2 separate regions of the Homo sapiens genome follow, and region 2 is linked to region 1. A link is a loop called in an ENCODE intact Hi-C map of the cell type or tissue named here. Cell type or tissue: MCF 10A. All regions are shown on one strand. Links, peaks and the distances in the headings refer to the core of each region. The heading gives the core; the rest is flanking DNA. Region 1 overlaps LSAMP (limbic system associated membrane protein). Region 2 overlaps LSAMP (limbic system associated membrane protein).

Region 1 (8,348 bases), core at 269-8,268:
AAGCGATAATATTAAAATCAATCAAACAAAATTAAGACAGAATACTTAAAAAGAAATATCAATTCAGTTTATGTGTCATCAGCAACAATATAGACCAGAAGACAGTGGAGGATTATCTTCAATGTGATGAAATTAAACAAATTTTCTACAGTTCTATAACCAACTATATTATTTTACATAATTAGTTCAACTGAGCCTATGTGTTTGTATGTGAATAGATATAGAAAAAATTTTAAACTATAGTCATACCTAGAACATAGAAAGTTTGAAACAAACAAAAGCACCCGGGAAATTTGAATTAAAAGTAAGATGTAATAAAAAACAAAATAGACTTTCATCAACAGAATATAATAAATCTGAAGTGAAATGTAGCCAAATGAAAACTTTAAATTATATCCAAATACATTTGACCAGGTTAATAAAAAAACACTGACAAATATAAACATAGTGGAAAATTTAATGTACCTTCACTTAAAACTTGTAGATGCAGAATACAAAAAAAAAAAAAAGTAAGGTGATGATATAGAGTATTTTATTTTGTTTTGTATTGAGACAGGATCTTACTCTGTCACCCAGGCTGGAATGTAGTGGCACCTTCATGGCTTACTGCTGCCTCATCCTCCTGGACTCAGATGATCATATCACCTCAGCTCCCCAAGTAGCTGGGACCTTTGGCATGCACCACCATGCCCAGCTAATTTTTAAATTTTTTGTAGTGACAAGGTCTCACTATATTACCCAGGCTGGTCACAAGCAATCCTCTCGCATTGGTCTCCCAAAGTTCTAGAATCCCAGACATGAACCATTGCACCCAGCCTAATATAAAGTATTTGAACAACAGAGTTAATGAGCTTAAGTGGAAGCATATATAAAGCCCTGCACAAAGCAATTGGAAAATATATATTCTTTTCAAGAAGGAATGGTTCATTTAAAAAAAATGACCACATAAAATGTCTCAAAAGTAACTGATAAAAATGCAATGACTTCCCCACTTCCAAATTTTATCTGCCTGGAATCTAAAAAACACAGTTTAAATATAGAATTCGTCAGAGCAAAATTTATCATCAAAAACTTGGAATATTTAGACTTCATGAAAACACTTTATACCAAATGTTTTAGTATGGCACTAAAGAGAGTCTAGAAGGAAATTCTAGCAATATTACAAATAAATATATTTTTAAAATAAGATTGAAAATTGATCAGCCTAGTATTTAGTTATAGAAAGTAGCAAAGGAGGAGGGAAGCTAACCTAAATAAGTGGAAGGAAATAAACGACAAGGCAACACATTTATGAAATAAGTAATAAGAAAACAATAGAGAAGATAAACAAATTCAGAAGCTACTTTTTTGAAAAGCTAATAAAATAGGAAACATACACAATGAATAATCAAGTAAAACAAAGACAAGGCAGGAAAATCACTGCTAGGTGAAAGGGGTCATAGTTAAAATACAGTAGACTTTTAATTTTGTGAATATATAGTAGATGTATACATTTATGGGGTAATGAGATATTTTAATACAAGCATACAGTGTGAAATAAGCACATTATGGAGAACAGCGTATTCATCCCCTCAAACATCTACCCTTTGAGTTACCAATAATCCAATTACACTCTAAGTTATTTTAAGATGTACAATTAGTTATTATTGACTATAGTCACCCTGTTGTGCTATTAAGTAGTAGGTCTTATTAATTCTTTCTATTTTTGTGCCCATTTAGTAGAAATTTTAAAACATAAGAGTGTCAAATAAACAACTCTATGCAAACATATTTGAAAACAGATAAAATGGATATTTTTAGAAAAAAATGGCAAAACTGATACATGATGAAATGAGAAAATTTTTTTAATCATTTTTTAATCACGTTATTCAGAAAGTGGTCAATAGGAACTATGCCTGTAAGGCGTTTCTAACTTACTGAAAAGGCAAAAAGGAACACTTGGAGGGAATACGAATGCTATCCAATATCCATGCTTAAATGTTATATCATGTTGGACAAACAATAAATACATTATATAGATATAATGTAGTTATATATTATAGATAATATATTTTTATATATAATAAGTTATATTGTATATAACTACATAATGTTAAACTTTGGAAAAAAATTAAAACACCAGTTCCTCAGGTGAACCCTATCCTGAAATAACAGCACAGGATATGAACGAGGACACAAACTTTGTGAAAAGTTGTGGTTCAGCCATCGTAATGTAGCAGCCTAAAGGGCTGATATCACCTTCAATCTGCCTTAATAAAAAAGTAGCACCCGAATTTGTTGTTATTCAGATGAAACCTGATGTTTCTATTCTACTGTGAATATCACTCTGTAACAGGCCATAGTCAAATTGGAATATATTCTAAGGAGAATGACTAAAATGATGAGAGGATTTTAAACTATGTTTTAAGTCATGAGCTGTCTTCAACTATCTGAAGGGATAACATGCAGAATAATTAAATATGTATAATATGGTCCCTAAAAAGAAAACTAAGATCAATGTATGAAAATTATAAATGAATGGTCTGTCATTATGTTGAGCTAACATTCTAGCAGTTGGATCTGTCCCAACATGGAATGACTTATGGCTGGAGATTATAACCTTCTTAACTCCGGAATTGCACCTGCACAGGCTGGATGGTCACTTAGTTAGGAGTAACAGAGGGGACAAAAACAGCAGATTACAGGTGGAACAAGATGTCTTTTGGAGTTTAATTTTGTGAACATAAAAACTATACTTTCTGGGTTTGCCTAGGTGGGTCATTCCTGGGAAACAGTGTCAGTCATCCCATGTAAATTTATGATTTGCCTAGGCAAATGCAAAATAAATCTCTAGCCACCCTTTGCAATTAACAACTTTTCAATGTCTGGAATGAATACACTGAACTCCTACAGCAGGCGGGTGTGGGGTGTCCAAAAAAATAAACTACTTCAGTCATTAGTGTCCATGCTATAAGTGTTTAAATCCTGAAGAATTAATTTAGTCATAACCAATTCACCTACCGCTATACTATACTCGTGAGCATGATTTGCCTCACTGAGGAAATCCAGATTGTAGTTTGGATGTTATAGTGCACTGCCCAGATCCCCTTTTCAGGTCAGGGAACTGACTCATCAGCTGCTGCTAATGTTGATACATTACCCTTGACCAATTTCCTCGCTTGGCATTGCTTTCAACAAAAGACAATCACTTGCCTAAGTCATATTCTTTCCTTGAGGATAGTCCACAACCAATGATAGTCTGATAAAGTATTTAAAAACTCCCTGGCCCAAAGGTTGTATGATTCTGAAAGGCCATTTTAGCTCCGGAGCTCTCACAAGCAAATCTTTGTCTCTGAGGCTGTTTCCTGGGGAATCTGAGATTGAAAAATAGTGTGATTTCTTATGTCATCAGGGCTCCTTTTTGTGGCATGTACACTAGGCTGACCCACACAATCACATGATGACTCCCAGGTGCCATGATTCCATTGCTATAGTCATTCAAAAGTGTTAAAGAGGACCTGAGACCTAGGACCTAAGACCTTTCCTGCCACATTCTGTAATTTAACTTGGGATTTGGGGGAGGAGGTAGAAACGAAAATCGCAGAGTATAATGGAAATGGAGGAGAGGGAGAAGAAAGGTGAAACAAAAGTCTGAGAATGTGCTACTTTTTTTTTCTAGGTATAATTACATTTTCACCTTTCTCTACTAAGGTACATCTTTCTGAAGCAATCCCCCCTCCATTTCTTCTCACTCTTCTCCGCATCCCCTTCTTTGCATGTCTCTTCCAATTGTCCAAAAATAGAGGCAGTAGATCACAGATGTATGAGGTGCAATGCAGAGAACACTATTTATAATCAGCAGGTCTGGATATGTATCTTCACTCCGTCACTTACCGTAAATACATCTTTATATAAAATATATATAGTTTCAAGTAACCTATAAATAAAATTTAGTCCCTTGGCAGTCAATGCAGATGAGACATTTTTAGTGGAAGGAATAGGCCTTAAGTCATCAATTCTAACACAGTGGGCAATGGCATTTTCTTTCTAGATACAAGGATGCCTTAGTGCTTAAGCTAGCTCTGGTGGGTATTATTTTCATAATTCTTCCATTTAGGCCATTATAAGTCCCTTTTAGTCAAACCGTAGCCTACAGAGAAAACCACTGATCTTTTATCCTTCTCCCTCTTCTTTTCTTCCTATTCTTCTTTTCCAGAAACCTGAATTTCCTTTGGGTTGGTTTAAACATTTTTCCCTCTATAATTTTACTTTCTTAAAATTGTGACCATTTCAGAAAATGAATCTCAGATACTCATTTTATCTGTATCAGTTAATATGCACCCTTGAGCAGATACATATTGTGGATAAAGCTTCGTGAATGTTAGTGTGCTGTGAATTGATTACTACCTATTGCCTTAAAATATCAATGTTGTTGCATTTTGCTGCCATCATATAACAAATATGAATTATATTTCCCACCTTTTTAATTCAATTTACTTGATCTAGAGCTTCAGAGGGATTACTGAATGTTAGTTTTTCAAACTGCTTAAGCACTTTATTTTTCTAAGATGATCCAGTTATTCTGGCCAATTCAGAACAAGATTAATCTTCCACCACCGTCACTTGGGTGTGGGATCTCATCGCGTTTAAATAATTGTAATCATGAAAATAAATTCAGTTAATGGTTTGACTTTCTGTATAAAAAGCAATCATGTGATTGTCCATTCATGTGTCTGTTAAAATATGGCCCCATAAAAAAAAACAAGTCTGGTGTCTCTAGAATCGAAGATTAATTTTAGAAACACTGTCACCTGGTGGTTTGTTAGAGTTATTGCACTTGGCTTTTCTTCAAGTTTTTCGATGTCCATGTTTAGAGAATAAATCCACATCTAAGAAATTATACACCACATCTTAATTTACTAAGTGTATTTCAGAGTCAGAACTACATAAACCCTTTCTGTCATGCCATAAGACTTTAAGATTATAGGACCTAAGACCATTTCTTATTTTGAGAGGTCTAACCTAGTGTTCAGGGACCATTTGTGTCTACCCTTTTGTGTCTTTTATCACATGCATTTGTAACTTGCAGAAATTTGAAGGGATCTTGGTAACATTTTGGACTAATAAAACCATCTCTGCTTATTATGCCCCTTTGCTAGTTTGTGAAAAGTAGGCCATAAATTCTACAAGAACCACAGACAAGATACTGTAACCCCATAGAAAACTCTGTCTACAGGGACAATGCTCCCCTCTCTATACTGAAATGAGTCATAGAGTGCCTGGCTAGCAAAAGAACAGAGAGCAGTTTGTTGTCTCTAGCTGCATCTTTCCCATTCCCCCAAAGCAGGCATCACGAGAAGCATTACAGGTCTAAAAATAAGCCTCATGTGTGCTATAATATATTGATCTGGATATGCCTTTAAGGAGGAAAATAAAGGCCCCTAGGTTGACGATGAAAGACTTAGGCAATACAACTTGCAATGAATCTGGCAGCATCTACTTGGCAATTAACTAGCTCATTTGACCAATGAAGATAGCAAATCCAAACATTTCAGACCACTGTATCTGTTGTGGGGATGAAGAGATACGGTTAAAATTTTGAAGACAGAATTTAGTCTTTACCTTCTGCTGTGAGATTCATTTATGGCAGTAAAAACAATCATTTGCCAACTTCATTGATGTCATAATGAAGAACTCCAGGTTGGCCTCAGAAACCTTGGTCCTCTAATTGGTGGAGATTCATGTTTAATGTCAGAACAGAATATTTTGTGGTCTTAAAAGCTTCTGATCAAAATAAGTTTAAAGGCAAAGAGTCATCCTTTCAAAATTGGGCCCATGCTTTCCATGGTGCAGAATAGTTGCTCTTTTGTGAGAATGTACTTGGTAAAAGTCAGGATACTACAACTTTCTTTGACTCTTCAGGCCTAAAAATTTAAAAGTACTGTTACCTTTCACAGCAGAATTATGAGCAGATTCCTAATAAGGCAAGTTTCAGCCCTTTAAAGACCCTCCTGATAATGTATATTATATATACTTATACACATTATATACATATGTAATGTGCATATGCATTATATATTATATATGTATATAATGCTCAATGTATAATTTTAGTAGACAGTGCAAATTTCTGGATCACTATTATGATCACCATAGTCTCTGGTGGATTCTTACTGAAAATGACTCAACAACAACCATAGATTGCTTTGGCTGCCACCTGCCAATGAATTCAATAATATTAAACCAAGCTAAAATGGAAAAAAAAAAAAGTCAATTTACGTAAGGTAAGACTTCAGCAACTAGAGCCATTACTCTGTAGCACATTTCTTTGGCAATGCATGAAATTAAATTAAACAGAAAATAAGAACATATTGATTTTTCTATAAATTAAATACATGCTTCTGAAAGTGTTTTATCTTCACTTTGTGACTGATCCCTACTCATTGCTGCATCTACTGAGACCTCCAGACTGGAACCCACAGCGCCATCCTGAATGCTGCTCCTAGAATCCAAGCAAAAGTTGTATTGCCATGGCATCTCTGACAACAGTCCCTAAAAGAGACACTGTCCGCATTGCTGAAAAGTTGTATCTTTTAGAATAGAGATCAATTGCGTCAATCTTTAGAAAATTGCTTAAGGTTGATTAACTTTTATTTATTTATAAAAATTGTATTTCTACTATTTCCCTAATATTTAAAATAGAAAGTTGATGCCAAATTTTATAACTGAAAGAAAATATCCACAATTGACTGAGAGAGAAACAGTTGAGGATTGAATTATGAATTATGTTTCATATGTCTTTAATTTTAACACAAGTTGTGTAGAATAGGAGCTCAATGAATGTTTGTTGAATGACTAAAAGCCGCATAATTTTTAGCTTGTGTGACATAATAATAATTTGCAAGCCCTGTTGGAATAATTTGATTCTTTACAACTTTGATGTTCAAAGTGCAGTCCTTGTTCATTAGTTGAGAACTTGTGAGAAATATGGAATCTCAAGACCTACCACTGACCTACTATACTAGAATCTGCTTTGTAACTAGATTCCTAGGTGATCTGTATGTGAACAACACTGCTTCTAAATAAGTCCTATTCTTGTATTAGGCTGGTCAGGCTTTGTTTTCCTTAGCTCTTGCCCTTTGAACATATTTCTTAGTTTTCTGTTGATTCCTATGGCATCCTTAAGTGAAATGGGCAGAGAGGACCTGTTTATATTCATTGCCAATAGGCAAAAACAAAAACACACCCTCCCCTTTTTGTGGGTATTCATTATCCTTTGATAAGGCCATCATTATCTAGGTTAATATCAGCCTGATCTTCTCTAACACAAAGCACAATGGTCTCATCTCTAGAATACAAAATATTTCATTTTACAAGTATTCAAGATTTTTCTGTCTTGATTCAAACTCTAATGAAGATCAATCAATAATTTCAGAATAAATTGATTAGCTGGGGTAGCCATAAAAACAAATCAGTTTAAGCCTTGTGATTATTTTTCAGCATTAAAGATTATGTTTCACTATTTCTCAAAGGATGTATATGTTATATGTAAATCCATTGGAAGGATAAAGGAAAAAGTAACTAGTGTAAGTTTCTTAATATTTCCATGTAATGATCCAAAATTGATACTTTTGGTTAGTCTTAGCATCCATATTATTGACAAATGAAATGTTTATTACTTGTTAAAATAAAACTCAGTATAGTTTAGTTAATTACATTGGAAGTTTGGAAATAGGTGTAGTGAGTTGAATGATTACTAACTCCCCCCTTGCAAAGATGTCCACCTGGATCCTCAAAATATAACTAAATTTGGCACAAGGGCCTTGGCTGATGTAATTAAGATAGGCATCTCAAAATGAGATCATCCTGGATTAGGGTGGGCCTAATCCAGACCCAATGACAAGTGTCTATATAAGAGACAGAAAAAAAAATAAAAAGAAGAAGACAGAGAGACACTGGGAAGAAGGCCACCTGAAGAATCCAGCAGCAATTGGAATGCTATGTCTGTACACCAGGAACACCAAGGATCGCCAGCTGCTATCGGAAGCCAGAAAAGACAAAGAAGGATTCTTCCCTAAAACCTTTAGAACCTTGCCAAAACCTTGGTTTTGGATTTCTGGCCTTGATATTTTTGAGAAAACAAATTTCTCTTGTTTTAAGCCACCAAGTTTGTGGTATTTTTTATGGCAGTCCCTAGGAAACTAATGTAATGAGCTAAATAAACTCATTGTTTGGTGGTGTGGTGATTGAATGAGTGACTTTGACATTATGATATTCTTACTTGGTACCATAGCACCCTTACATTACTTCATATATTATACTCTGATCTTCCTTCTGCAAGTGTAGAGACACATACGTAGGCACAGAAG
Region 2 (8,348 bases), core at 264-8,263, 150 kb after region 1:
AGATGAAAAAGCTCTGTATTTTTTATCTTCTTTTTTTCCAAGGAAGTAAATGCACTCAAACATTCATTTACAAAATACTTTTTTAAAGTGATTATCTAGTTTAGAAGAAATGGAGGCATAGCCGGGGGTCGGGGGAAGGAAAACCATTTTATTAATGTTTTTAGATAAAATGCTGAGATGTCTTTATAGTAGCCAATCTACTAGTAATTGGCCTTGCACAATATTTCTCAAAATGTGATTCAGGGCTACTTATATCAAAATCACTGGGGTGCCTGTTAAATGGAGTTTCCTGGGGCCATCCAAGACAACAAATAAAAGCCTCTGAGGATAAGCCCTAGGAATCTACATTCAAATAAGCCTACTCTCCCTGTGATCTTAACATTCACTAAAGATTGAGAACAAATGTCCTAAGACCTCGTTTTGTTTCTCTTCATGTTAGTGTGACAGGTATTAGACAAGGCCGTTGATGATAGGAAAATGGTGAGTTTTAGGTAGATACAGTCCAAAAATATTTCGATATCATTCAATGACAGTAACAGAGCTAGTTTGGGAAGTTCAGGTGCATTTTCACCAGCCACTTAGAACCAAGCTACATTTGGAATTCCTGAGAAAACAGAAGCTGATTGGTGTGTTCAGACTGTTTTAATAGATGGCTAGAAAGAAAATAAGCATTTTGGAGGAAACTTCTCTTACACATGACCTTGTATGCAAGCTAAGATGCCTACTACTAGGTCACAGAATTTATTTAAAAGAAATGAGCATTTTACCAAAGATTTTGCAATGTGTGCTAATCAGAAGCTGCCTGTCAAGTTGAAGTAGCATCAAGAGGCTCAGAATAAGGGCTCTTGGGCGTTAAATGGTTCCTCCCAAATACCAAACCTATTATCATGATTGGCTGTTATAGCCCTCTAAACGGCAAAGTGATTAAATTGATCATTATGAAACCCTAAAGATGCGTAATTATGACAAATAAGACTCAAGTGCAGGGAGATTTCTATCTCACTGACTGGATTACATTTCAAGGAAGAATCAAAGAAGGAATGCTTTTAAAACCACAGTCAGCTGTGTGTGGAGGCTGGTTAAGAACTAGATTCTCCTGATCTTTACTCATATCTCTTTTGTATGTCATCTCAACACACTCAGTTCAGAAATCTCTGTAGCTCCTAACTCTGATTTTAAATTCCAATCCTATGCAACAATCTATCCACTTATATTATAACTCTGAATGTACACGGGTTGTTCTTTTCTGATCATTTGTTAAGTGTCAGGTGCCTCTAACATCATCTTGGGTTTATTCTGAGTTACTCTAACTCACTCTAAATCAAGTCCTCAGCCTGGATGTGCTCATTTAAGTCATTTATCATTAATAATAGCAATGGCTAAAAAAGAGGGCTAGGAAATAAGCTATTTCTACCCAGTCTAGTCTACATCTAAGAATTGAGGACAATAATTCCGGAGACTAAGTACATTACCAAAAAGACAATGGTTCCCTCCTGGAAATGCACCCACTAAAAACCCTTCTAAAACATGCCTGGATTAATGACAAAAAGATATACCAGACCAAGAAAGTCTAACACAGAGTCAAGCATTTTTTTCTTTAGCACTATAGAGGAGACAGATCATACAAATTCCATTTCCTGATAGAGTGCTTTTCAATTATTGACAGATGGGCAAAGAGAACATGGAAAGAGAAATAAAAAAAGAAGCCTTTATTGTACTTTTGGAAATGAGCAGCTAGATGTAATACTAATGTAGTGACCACTAACAAGCTTCATTGCAATATCAAGCTTTGTTATTAGTAAAAAATAAAGTACTATTTACGGAATACTAATATTTTTCTAATTACCAATATCTTCTTTTAAAAAGTCCCTTTTAAGAATGTGGTGTGAGGTACAATGCAAATTATAGTTGTGGTGGTTGATATTTCCTTGGAACAGAAAATCACCAGGAATGTGGTTAGCATTTATTTTCTCTGTTCATATGGTACACAGGACGTAAGCTATTCACTTTTCTATTTTTCCTTTTTTTCTTTTCTTCTCTTCTATGAATTGCTTTCACTTTCTTCAGTTCTATTTACCACATAACTTGAACTATACTCTCATCCTGTGAACGACTCATTTAGTGTGAAAATTGAATGCCCTTTAAGAAATGAATTGTCAGTGTTTGATATCACTATGCTCCTCTCATTTAGAAAAACGCTATGGTTTTATTGGTGAGAAGGGAATATAGCAAGAGAAAGGGAGTCAAAACATCCTCGAGAATGAAAGAGTTTTAATTGTTTTCAAGTATATGTTAAGACTGTCATAACAATATGGGAAAGAGAACAAAATAGATAATGTTGATGAAAATAAGCGATGACATCTGGACCACTTTTATTGTTATCTCAACTGAAAGAACAACGCTTAGAAAATACCAGCCACGTTGATAATTGAAAGTGTTGTTTTGCTATTAAAAATGAAGGAAATCAAAAAAGAATATAAAGAAGTAAATATGTGTTTAAATTTATAGTTCGCTAATTTTCAACATTAGTCCAGTCTAAAGAGTTCATGCTACATCCACCCACAATTATTATCAAGGCACTCTCTAAGTCGCAATGGTGTGTACCTGTAATCCCAGCTACTCAGGAGGCTGAGGCAGGAGGGTCACTTAAGCCCAGAATTTTGAGTCTAGCCTGGGCAACACAGTGAGACCTCATATTTCTCTTAAAACAAACAAACAGACAAACAAACAAAAAACACTTTATTCTACAGACATTCTATTCCCTACCCTGATATCCAACATTTAAATTTTGTTCCAGAAGCAAGCTTGAGAAACAGTGTTTCTTGTCTTGGCACTACTCTTTTAGGCATGCTTGCTTCTGTGTGCACATGAAATCAAATTAAACACTATGTAAAAAGAGTTAACTATGTGATTTTAAGTGAAATATAGTAGATCAAAATGGAAATACATCACTTATATAATGTTCTGAAGCATTGTAATGAAAATTTGCATGTGATTTTGTTATCTCAAACATTAAGAAATAAAGAAGTTACTCAATGGAGTAGTTTACCTTTGTCTGGTTTACTTGTAGTTAGAAAGCTTTTAGATGAGATGAGTCTTCTCATCTTTGCAGAGGAGATGGGATCATGAAGATATTAGCAGAATAAGAAGTCATCCAGTCAGAGAAAGATTAGAGAAACATTACATATTTAGCTTTATATAAATCACCTACATATAGTTTATAAAATTGTCCTTATGTACCTAAAACTTAGAAGGAAAGAAATCTGACCTGCTGGATGAATTTGAAGAGTTTGAAGAACTTTAGCTGTGAAATGATAGGAAGTCATTCCATGCAATTTTTAAATAGCAAATCTTATATTCAAGAATTTTCTCCTGACTGCAAAATATGCTTGCATTAAAGGTCCTATATCAGAGGTATAATTTGGATGTGTGGTCCAGAATTCAGTATATACAATAAGTCCTAATTCGTAATCATCTGGTAGCATATACATGAATTCACACATCATAAACCATTCTATACATGAAACCTTGTAAAACTACATTCTATCTGATAAATGTTTTCTAAACTTTGAAGATGTTGACCTAAACAGTGTTACTTATTTAGTAGACATTTTACTGTTCTTATATAATGTGGAGAAGTGAAGGGAAAGGGATCTAAATTAATTGGGATAATCCCAGCTGCCACTGTAGTTCCTGAAATCTCAATAACACAAGGTTAAACGAATATTGTTTAAAACAATAAAAGTGTATTCCTCCTTTACATTGCAGTCCTGTATGTATCATTCTTCTCTAACTTGCAGCTCTGCCATTGGAAAAACATGGCCTCCAAGGTCACTGTGAAGGGGGAAGAGGGAAAGAACAGGAAAGGCACTAGCTCATAACTTCCTCAACCAGAAGAAACATGTTTCACTTCCACTCACAATTCACTGGCTAGAACTCATTCTTATGGGAGAGACTAACCACAGGGGAGGCTTAGAAATGTGATCTTGTTTGTGATCAGGAAGAAGAAAATGAAATGAGGTATGGTAAATACAAAACATTTTTTTTCTGTCGCAGTCAGCGCTCTGACCTCCAGAGAGCCATATACTTCCTTTTTCACATAGCATACTGTCCCCTTCTCCCTAAGGGAGAAAACCCAGTAACTGCAGACACCTCCAGTTCCACAGTCTTACCAAAATACACAGCCTTGCTCATGAGGTTCAGATATTTTTCCTCTTAGTCCAGCAATTAAGGAAATAAAAGGATAAGCTATCTGTCTCCTCCCCTCTTCATCACATATATGCCTAATATAAAATGATAGAAGAGAAATGGAATGAGGCTCCCTGGGAAAAAGGTATAAATGGGAGAAACATTAGTCATTGGTCCAAAGCAATTCCAAAATTCCACTGGGTGTTATGAAAACTCCCTCCTCCCACCTAGTGGTGAGATATGATTGTTGCTGAGCTTCTGATTTTGTGTTCTTCCTCACTGCCCCCACCCCCCTCTTTTTTTTTCCAGTGGCTCCTGGATCTGCCATCTAGGGGTAGAGATGATCACTCACCTACTATTTCCTTAATCACATCTGAAGTGGGTATTTGGAAATATGCTTTCCTTAGGGGCTGCACAACTTTTTCAGTTCACATTCTTCTCGTGGTGGCCCAGGGTTTAAAAAGAAAGCAAATTCTTCAGCCAATTTCTCAATTAAATAAAAATTCAAAAAGCATATGTTTTTCCCAGAAATTCTGGCTTTCTTAGTCTGGGCTCATTATTTTTTTGGTGATATATGTATCCCTAAGATATACTGGTGAAATGTGTTTTAGTAGGCTTCTAATCTATTTGCTTCTAGTCAGCAACTCGTGCTAACTATGCTCAATGTTCTTTTGAACTCAGTTAACTCAAATAGCTCTCAAGCATGTTTTATTTCTTTTGCTTTCTAACCCCTACATTCCTTCTCCAGCCAACTAATTGTAGCTACCTTGAGCCCCACCCTTAATATGGTCCTTGCCCTAAGTTTCTTTTATCAACTAAGAGGTTTCATTGGCCCTTTGTCATTCTAAGTCTTTTAAAATTCCACCTGTTACCATTTGAGATCAAGAAGCAGTTGGCTTTTTTAACCCTTCAAAGCCCCAAACTTTTGGACTCTTCTTTTTTTTCTACTTGCAAACTTGGCAATTCTCTCCTTTGATCATCTCTTCCAAAAGCAGTTGTATTCGTTATATATTGTTGGGTAACAAATCGATCGAAAAGTTAGCAGCTTGAAACAACAAACATTTATTATCTCACAATTTCTGTGGGCTGGAAAGCCAGGAGCAGTTTAGCTGGGTGGCTCTGCCTCAGAGTCTCATGAGATTGCAACCAAACCGTCAGCTGTGGCTACAGTCTGCGAAGAACTGACTGGCACTGAGAGTCTACTTCCAAGTTCACCTACATGGTTGTAGATGTTGGCAAGGGTCTTCAGTTCCTCACCATGTGGGACTTCCAGTAGAAAAGCCCCAGGGCTTCTCATAATGGGGTTTCCTTGGGCATCTGTTATCCCAAAACAGTGAAAGCCAGTGAGTGAGCATAACAACAGCCAAAACCAAAGCCACAGTCTTTTGTGACCTAACCTTGAAAGTGATATGCCATATGATATTGGTCACTCATACCAACTGTAGGATAACATGGGTACGAGGTATGAGCATCAGGAGGCGAGAATCACTGGGGATTATCTTTGAGGCTGTTTTCCACAGGCAGCCAATAGTAGCAAATGCAAAGTTTTTGAACTTCTTTTCAATCTGCTTACTCGGTTAAGCATGTAGCCTAACTCACAAGTTAATAGAGGTGACAATTTTACCAAATATTTTGCTGCTTCATATCATAGATCATGTATCTAGTTCTTAACTGGCCACCAACCTTTCACTTTGCTCACTAATTAACCACTAAGCCAATATTCCATTTTGTATTTTTGTTCCAGCAACGCTTTGGTACTGATTTTTTATTAGCTAGGATATTTAATAATAGCTATCACAATAAATGTTAAATTATCCTAAATGTTTCTTATTTCCAGGCTTTCTTGCAATAAATCCTTCCTCTGTAAAGTGACCAGAATTTCCTCTGTAAAATACCTGTTTGAGCATAGTAGTCTAAATAAAAGCCTTTTGGCTCTGATACCTTCAGGACAAAGTTTATCTTATTATTGCTTCTTACAAGGCCCTTTACAATCTGACCCTAGCCTGTATTTCCAGCTTCATTTCCAGCTGTTCCCCATACATAATCTAAGCTTTGATCACAAGACTGCTCACCATCTATGGAATATAAGAAGCACTCTTACACCTCTGTGTTTCGTACATGCCAATCATTTTACCTAGGATTACATGTCCTCCCTTCAAACCTATATAGAACCCTGATGTCACCCTTTCACTCATTTTACCATTGCAATGTATGCATAACTTTACTGTAACAGTCTTTACAATGAATTATGTCTACTGCACTATAGTGTGTACCCCTCAAAGGAGCTACACTAGAAATTACTTACCATTATCATTAGGGCTTTATCAATCTTACTTTCTAACTGGATTCTTAATATTAATACTAGGTACTGCTATTTACTAATTAGTATACGGTTTAATTTTTAGTAATATGATAAACATTCATTGAATCCATAAATGATTAGATAAGTGAATTGACAAGGATCATTCATTCCTTCTTTTTATTCTCACCACATAGCTAAATCCCTCACACTTTGTACCTATAGTAGACTCTCAGTAAATGTTTAGCAACTATAAAATGGAAGAAAATCACTGATTCTTTCTTTCTCCTTGGATGCTCTTATTTTAGCATACATCTAGCCTAGACCTATATCTTGAGTTTAAGGCCCATATATCTAACTCTTTGAAGGAAATCTCTATTTATAATTCCCAAAATAAACGATTTTAATATGCAGAAAATTTGAATTGATCATGTTTCCCATTCATATCCATTTTTACTCCTGATTTTTTTTTTCTTTGTGAATAGCACCCCCATTCAGGCAAGCCAGAAGTGTGGGTGTCATCCCAGACTCTTCCTATTTATTTGCTCCCCATACCCAGCTTGATTCTAAGCTGTGACTTAAATATCTCTTGAACTGTTTTTATTTCTTGATTTTTTTTTCCAACTTGGTATTATGTCTCATTTAGAGTACTGCAGGAGCCTCTTAACTGGTCACCCTACCTCCTCTCTAACATTCCCTCAGTTTATTTCCCATAGTGCTGTCAAATTATTGTTCTATAGCACAAATTTGCAACCTCTATTTCTGTGTAAATGCCATCAATAGTTTCCCATTGTCTCTTAATGTTAACATTGCCACTTTTGTGCCAACATCAAGAATACTCTGTGGTTCTGCCCTTGCCTATCTCTGAAGACTCATCTCTTGCCTGTTCTCCTTTCTGCAGGCCCCAGTGTAAGGAGCCATATCGTGTTAATCATCTGTGTTTTCCACTAGGCACTGTCCTCTCATGTGTTCTGCCCTCCCCTCTGTATGGCTCTTTCTTTGACTAGATGTTAATTACTTATTTTGGAAAATCTTCCTTTTAGGCAGACCTTTCTGTAAATAGTTGTTGGCTCAATGTGTGATTATCAGAAATCTTAATACTGAGGAACATAAAACCAAAAACTAGAATGTACTTTGTAATTTAGTAATTATTATTATTACTATTATTTTTATTCTGAGACAGGCTCTCATTCTGTTGTCTGGGCTGGAGGGCAGTGGTGCAATCATGGCTTGCTGCAGCCTGGACCTCCTGGGCTCAAGCCATCCTCTCACCTCAGCCTCAAGTAGCTGGGACTACAGGTGTGCACCACCATACCAGGCTAATTTAATTTATTATTATTTTTTTCTTTTAGAGATGAAGTCTATAGTGCTTAGGCTAGCCCTGAACTCTGGGTGTTGAGCAATCCTCCCTGCTCAGTCTCCCAAACTGCTGAGATTACAGGCATGAGCCACCATGCCTGGCCATTAATTTATTTATAGACAAGGCTAAATACCATGTCAAATGCTAAGATTTTCCTATAGTGACCCAGATGACCCATACTCAGTTTCCTTTTTGCATCTCAGAAAGCCAAGTTTTTAACTTGGTGTTTGTTTTTTGTTGTTGTTATTGTTGCTATATTTTGGTATTGGCAGGGGCAGCAATGAAGGAGTGAGATATGGAAGTTGGATTTTCCATAGCATTACTTTTAAATTGAATCTCAACTGACCTCTCTGGCAAGCTATTCATACTTTGCCTTAGACTGGATTTAAAAAAAAAAAAAAAAAAGTCTCCATAGGCAATGATTGGTTAAGACGGAGAAAAGAGATAACGGTGCACCCATGGGAGGAGGCTGAGAAAAGCAAAGACAGTGACAGGCAGATA

What was found. Hi-C counts contacts between places; a loop is a spot of excess contacts. Peaks named below come from ENCODE experiments on the same cell type or tissue, not always from the same donor. Only the 100,000 strongest peaks of a DNase experiment are listed, where the experiment ranks them.
Region 2: it touches region 1 in a loop (1.8-fold over the local background); 5 of 110 quality-filtered maps call a loop at or near these places.

Annotation. Positions count from the first base shown.
Region 1 is chr3:116,136,724-116,145,071 of GRCh38, reverse strand. The region is part of intron 1 of LSAMP (limbic system associated membrane protein); the gene reads left to right. Among named protein-coding and RNA genes, the nearest start is that of LSAMP-AS1, 220 kb to the left of the region's middle. In MCF 10A, for the core only: a CTCF peak has its summit at 4,787 (motif pointing left); no DNase peak of the experiment used is centred there.
Region 2 is chr3:115,982,836-115,991,183 of GRCh38, reverse strand. The region is part of intron 3 of LSAMP (limbic system associated membrane protein); the gene reads left to right. The region is part of intron 1 of LOC124906269 (a long non-coding RNA gene); the gene reads right to left. LOC124909414 (a long non-coding RNA gene) reads left to right here. Exons shown (of 2, transcript XR_007096014.1): 2 at 1-3,040. Among named protein-coding and RNA genes, the nearest start is that of SNORD155, 82 kb to the right of the region's middle. RefSeq lists an enhancer at 91-876. In MCF 10A, for the core only: no CTCF peak of the experiment used is centred there; a DNase peak (open chromatin) is centred at 4,423.